Regions from separate parts of the Homo sapiens genome. Here region 2 is linked to region 1. Evidence: read pairs that join two places in POLR2A ChIA-PET (ENCODE). Cell type or tissue: Panc1. All regions are shown on one strand. Each heading gives the region's core, and the rest is flanking DNA. Links, peaks and the distances in the headings are about the cores only. Region 1 has its middle 19 kb from the start of SLC45A1. Region 2 overlaps LOC105376695 (a long non-coding RNA gene).

The links. ChIA-PET counts read pairs that join two places held together with the same protein. Peaks named below come from ENCODE experiments on the same cell type or tissue, not always from the same donor. Only the 100,000 strongest peaks of a DNase experiment are listed, where the experiment ranks them.
Region 2: POLR2A ChIA-PET joins it to region 1 with 7 read pairs; 5 of 35 experiments call an interaction of 5 or more read pairs at or near these places.

What each region holds. Positions count from the first base shown.
Region 1 is chr1:8,297,591-8,300,502 of GRCh38, forward strand. No RefSeq gene overlaps it. Among named protein-coding and RNA genes, the nearest start is that of SLC45A1, 19 kb to the right of the region's middle. In Panc1, for the core only: no CTCF peak of the experiment used is centred there; no DNase peak of the experiment used is centred there; H3K27ac peaks cover 833 bases.
Region 2 is chr1:8,245,622-8,248,533 of GRCh38, forward strand. The region is part of intron 2 of LOC105376695 (a long non-coding RNA gene); the gene reads left to right. Among named protein-coding and RNA genes, the nearest start is that of LINC03154, 12 kb to the right of the region's middle. In Panc1, for the core only: no CTCF peak of the experiment used is centred there; no DNase peak of the experiment used is centred there; H3K27ac peaks cover 2,133 bases.

The DNA of each region.
Region 1 (2,912 bases), core at 111-2,610:
CAATTGTCTTCATTGTGTTTAATTGTACTAAGGCCTATCAGGAGATTCACAAAGCTTCATAAAACCAACTTTTTTTTTTTTTTTTTTTGAGACAGGGTCGTACTCTGTCATCCAAGCTGGAGTGCAGTGGTGCAATCATGGATCACTGCAGCCTCAACCTCCCAGGCTCAGGTGATCCTCCCACCTCAGCCTCCCAGTAGCTGGGACTACTACGGGTGTGCGCCACGGTGCCTGGCTAATTTTTGTATTTTTTGTAGTGATAGGGGTCTCACTATGTTTCCCAGGCTGGTCTTGAACTCCTGGGCTCACACAATCTACCAGCCTTAGCCTCCCAAAGTGCTGGGATTACAGGTGTGGGCCACTGCACCTAGCCTCAACCCTCTTTGTGTAAGACAAGTAACTTTGCTCAAGATGAATCCTTAGTGGACAAAAATTTCCCTCTTGTCAGTTCTCTGCTTATATAGTTGCTTATTTCTAAGTCTGACTCAGGCAAGAGGTTTGGCCCCCCACAAGTAGAAACTAATGGGAGTGTTGTCATTGGAACATCTGCACGTGAAAATGTGTTGGTGGTAAAGGGATGGGAAACGTGTGTTGCCAAGGAGTTCCCAGCACCTGAAAGAAGCAGAAAGTGTGTGGCAATTAATTGTCCTATAAAGGTTGGAAATTGTATAAAGCAAAAAAATTAAAGTTTAAAAAATTTTAATAATTATTTTAAATACCTGAACAAGTCCCCAGAATAAAAACTTATGGTTGTCTTAAGAAACACCCTTGCAGTAGCAGCCTTTGTTCCTTGGAGAGATTCAACCTGGTCCCAGAGAGTGGCCTGCTTCTCTGTGCTGTGATGCCAACCAGAGATGAAGCTATGGAGAACAAATGATAAAAACTGGTGCCGACGCGGTGGCTCACGCCTGCAATCCCAGCACTTTGGGAGGCCGAGGTGGGTGGATCGCCTGAGGTCAGGAGTTCAAGACCGGCTTGGCCAACATAGTGAAACCCCGTCTCTACTAAAAATACAAAAATTAGCCGGGCGTGGTGGCAGGCACCTGTAATCCCAGATACTTGGGAAGCTGAGGCAGGAGAATCGCTTGAACCTGGAAGGCGGAGGTTTTAGTGAGCCGAGGTTGTGCCACTGTACTCCAGCCTGGACAACAAGATAGAGACTCCGTCTCAAAACAAAAACAAAAACAAAACTGGGTTGGCATGATAAACAGAGCCCACACAGGCCTTCAAGAGGGGCCTGAGTGTAAGATGAATATATTCTTTTAAAATGATTCAGGAGGAAGAGTGTGAGAATAGTATCTTTTGGTCTGCCCAATCATTTGAATTACGTTACAGAGTTGGCACATTTTTGAGGCCAAGAGCTCACTGTTTTATCTCCAAGCATAGTTTATAGAGGAAATGAGTGGTGGCAAATGTAACAAGAGATTTGCATAAACCACTACACAGATTATTGTTTAGCTATATATATATATATATATATATATATATATATTTTTTTTTTTTTGAGATAGAATCTTGCTCTGTTGCCCAGGCTGGAGTGCAGTGGCACGATCTCAGCTCACTGCAACCGCCGTCTCCTGGGTTCAAGCTATTCTCCTGCCTCAGCCTCCAGAGTAGCTGGGATTACAGGTGCCCGCAACCACACCCAGCTGATTTTTGTATTTTTAGTAGAAACGGGGTTTCACCATGTTGGCTAGGCTGGTCTCGAACTCCTGACTTCAGGTGATCTGCCTGCCTCGGCCTCCCAAAGTGTTGGGATTACAGGTGTGAGCCACCACACCCAGCCAGTAAAATATTTGTATAGTGTATAAAGAACCAGGAGCTGCGGTACTTACATAGGAGAGAATGAAAGTTGGAGATAAAATGTGGTCACACTAAAATGGGTGGATGTTAATCCTGAGGTCAGAATGCAGAAGTCAATTCACTGGGATAGTAAACTTGGTCCTAGTAATTATGCATTTAGAGACCCATCCAGTTTTAGGAGAAAAATACAGCTGCAGGTATGGTGCCCTGCACTCTTCCAAGAAGTGCCACTGCCCTTTGGGGAGTGTTCAGGGTAGTGTTGCGCAGAGGAGGCATTCCTTGCCAGCACCCCATGGTAAAAATGCACAGGGCTTATTGAAATAATTTTTTTTTTTTTTTTGAGACAGAGTCTCGCTTTTGTTGCCCAGGCTGGAGTACAGTGGCACAACCTTGGCTCACTGAAACCTCCACCTCCCGGGTTCAAGCGATTCTCCTGCCTCAGCCTCCCAAGTAGTTGGGACTACAGGCGTGAGCCACCACACCCAGCTAATTTTTGTATTTTTAGTAGAGACAGGGTTTCACTATATTGGCCAAAGTCGTCTCAAACTCCTGACATCAAGTGATCTGCCCATCTCCGCCTCCGAAAGTGCTGGGATTATAGGCGTGAGCCACTGCACCTGGCCTGAAAGAAACTTTTAAGCAGAGAAATATTGGAAACACACACAATCCTCTGAGCTCTGCTTATCCCCTGGAGAGGTGAGTTTAGGGCAGATGTAGTGGGTTTGGGAGCCTCAGAGGGCGAGACCTGTCCTACCCACGCCCAGATATTCATAGGGAAGGGAGCAGTCTGTGATGCAGGACCTTCCTGGTTAAGTAAATAGCCTTGTTTTATTTCTTCTTTCTAAGACAATTAGGACATTATGCCAAGTGATTGAAATTTATTTGCATAGGAACATTATATTACTTGTGAATACCACTAGGAGAATGAAGGGGCAGTGGGGCTGTTTGGGTTGAGAAACTGAGACTCTTTTGTGTGATGGAACAAATACACTGTTCTGGAAGAAGAAGGAAACTCAGATCTTTTGCTGGCCCTAATGTTGAGCAGCTGAGTGACCTTGGGCAAGTTACTTCATCTCTCCAGGCCCCCATCTCCTTGTTTTTGGAGTGTT
Region 2 (2,912 bases), core at 109-2,608, 52 kb before region 1:
AAAAAAACGGCCGGGCATGGTGGCTCACGCCTGTAATCACTTTGGGAGGCCAAGGTGGGCAGATCACGAGGTCAGGAGTTCAAGACCAGTCTGGCCAACATGGTGAAACGCTGCCTCTACTAAAACTACAAAAAAATTAGCCAGGCGTGGAGGCACGTGCCTGCAGTCCCAGCTACTCAGGAGGCTGAGGAAGGAGAATCGCTTGAACCCGGGAGGTGGAGGTTGCAGTGAGCCAAGATCACACCACTATACTCCAGCTTAGGCAACAGAGCGAGACTCTGCCTCAAAAAAAAAAAAAAAAAAAAAAGAACCTGAGGGTTACTTTAGGGGTCTCCCATGTCCACTGCAGTTCTAGAATTCAGTGGCCCATCATCAACTGAGTGGATAAACAAAATGTGGTCTGTCCACACAAGGGAATATTATTTGGCCCTAAAAAGAATAAAGTTCTGGCCAGGCACAGTGGCTCACACCTGTAATCCCAGCACTTTGGGAGGCCGAGGTGAGTGGTTCACCTGAGGTCAGGATTTCAAGACCAGCCTGGCCAACATGGCGAAACCTCATCTGTACTAAAAATACAAAAATTAGCCAGGTGTGGTGGCGGGCGCCTGTAATCCCAGCTACACAGCAGGCTGAGGCAAGAGAATTGCTTGAACCCAGGTAGCGGAGGCTGTAGTGAGCCGAGGTTGCACCACTGCCCTCCAGCCTGGGCGACAGAGCGAGACTCTGCCTCAAAAAAAAAAAAAAAAAAAAGAATAAAGTTCTAACCCATGCTGCCACATGGATGGAATTGGAAGACGTTATACTCAGTGAAAGAAGCCAGATTCAGAGGACCACATCTTGTATGATTCCATTCCCGTGAAATCTCCGGAACAGGCAAACCCACACAGATGGAAAATAGATTCGTGGCTGCCAGGGGCTGGGGAGAATGGGAGGGTCCCAGGGATGATGGCTAAGGGGTGAGGGCTTCTCTTTGAGATGATCAAAACGTTCTAAAATTGATTGTGGTGATGGTTGCACAATTATGTGAATATACTAAAAAACCATAGAACTGTACACCTTAAATGGGTAAACTGTATGGTATGCGAATTCTATCTCAATAAAGTTGCTAAAAAATAAAAGTCTCCATTTCTCCCCTTGCCCCGCCCCCCAAAAAACACTAAAATTTTAATGGTCCTATATTCATTCTTTGAATGTTCACTCCATGAGCCAATGTCCTAGCTAGAATGAATCTCCAAGCTGCTTAGAAGAGTTAGGGACAGACTGTCAGAAAACTGGGTGTGGGTAATTAACTTCTGCTACACCCAAGACAATCTTTTCTTTTTGCTTTCTTTTTTTTTTTTTTGAGACAGAGAGTCACTCTGTTGCCCAGGCTGGAGTACAGGGGCACCATCTCTCGGCTCACAGCAACCTCCACCTCCTGGGTTCCAGCAATTCTCCTGCCTCAGCCTCCTGAGTAGCTGGGATTACAGGTGCACTCCAACACGCCTGGCTAATTTTTTTTTTTTTTTTTTTTTTTGGATTTTTAGTAGAGACGGGGGTTTCACCAGGTTGGTCAGGCTGGTCTCGAACTCCTGACCTCAGGAGATCCACCTGCTCCCGCCTCCCAAAGTGCTGGGATTACAGGCGTAAGCCATCGCACCTGGCCAATCTTCAACTGCAGAGATTTGAATATGGGAAAGAGAAAAAGGACTCCAGTTTCCCCAGGGCAGTTTCATTAAGAGACTGTGAGCGGAGAGCTCTACCAATGAAAGTGCAGGCTGGCGGCTCTCTACAGCGAAGGCAGAGGAGGTGAAATTCTGACTCTGGAAACTTGTCATTGCCACCAAATAAATAAATAAAAACGTGGGTAGTGGCCAAGCGCAGTGGCTCACGCCTGTGATCCCAGCACTTTGGGAGGCCGAGGCGGGCAGATCACCTGAAGTCGGGAGTTCGAGATCAGCCTGACCAACATGGAGAAACCCCATCTCTACTAAAAATACAGAAATTAGCTAGGTGTGGTGGCGCATGCCCGTAATCCCAGCTACTCAGGAGACTGAGGCAGGAGAATCGCTTGAATCCTGGGTGGCGGAGATTGCTGTGAGCCGAGATCGTGCCATTGCACTCCAGCCTGGACGACAGAGCTAGACTCTGTCTCAAAGAAAAAGAAAAAAAAAATGGGATGATTAGATTTTGTGTGTGTGATTTAGTTCTAGTCTAACAGGAGAAAACAGTAGCTTTGGTTGTTTCACAATCAAGTGAGTTTGTTTCCAACTGTAAAAGTGATTTGGTGCCGGATATCAATTTTATGGCCTTTCCCTGGGTGTGATAACTGGAAAATGCCCCAGGAAAACCTGTCGGAAATCTAGAATTGCTCCATATAGATCCTCCTGCCTCTAGGAATGAGAGTTGATGGAGGCTTAGCAAATCATTACATTATTCTGTACTAAAGCCTGATAGATCCATAATAAAAGTTAATGATTAGGTACATACTTTCCGACATTTCAAAAGAGTCTAGACTGAAAATACTGGAAAAAAACCTTTGTATGTTTCCTCTTTAGTATGCCACGGAATAAGATTTTAAAGTGGCTGGACGCGGTGGTTCACGCCTGTAACCCCAGCACATTAGGAGGCTGGTGGATTGTTTGAGCCCAGAAGTTCAAGCAAGGCCAGCCTGGACAATGTGCAAAACTCCGTCTCTACAAAAATTACAAAAACTAGCTGGGCATATTGTCATGCGTCTGTAGTCCCAGCTACTCGGCAGGCTGAGTTGGGAGGATTGCTTGAGTCTGGGGAAGCTGAGCCTGCAGTGAGCTGTGATTGTGCCACTGCACTTGTGCCTGGGTGAAAGAGTGAGGCCCTGTCTCAAAAGACAAAAAAAAAAAAAAAATTTAAAGCTACTTCAATACCAGCCTAAAGCCATTAGTGGTTTTTTT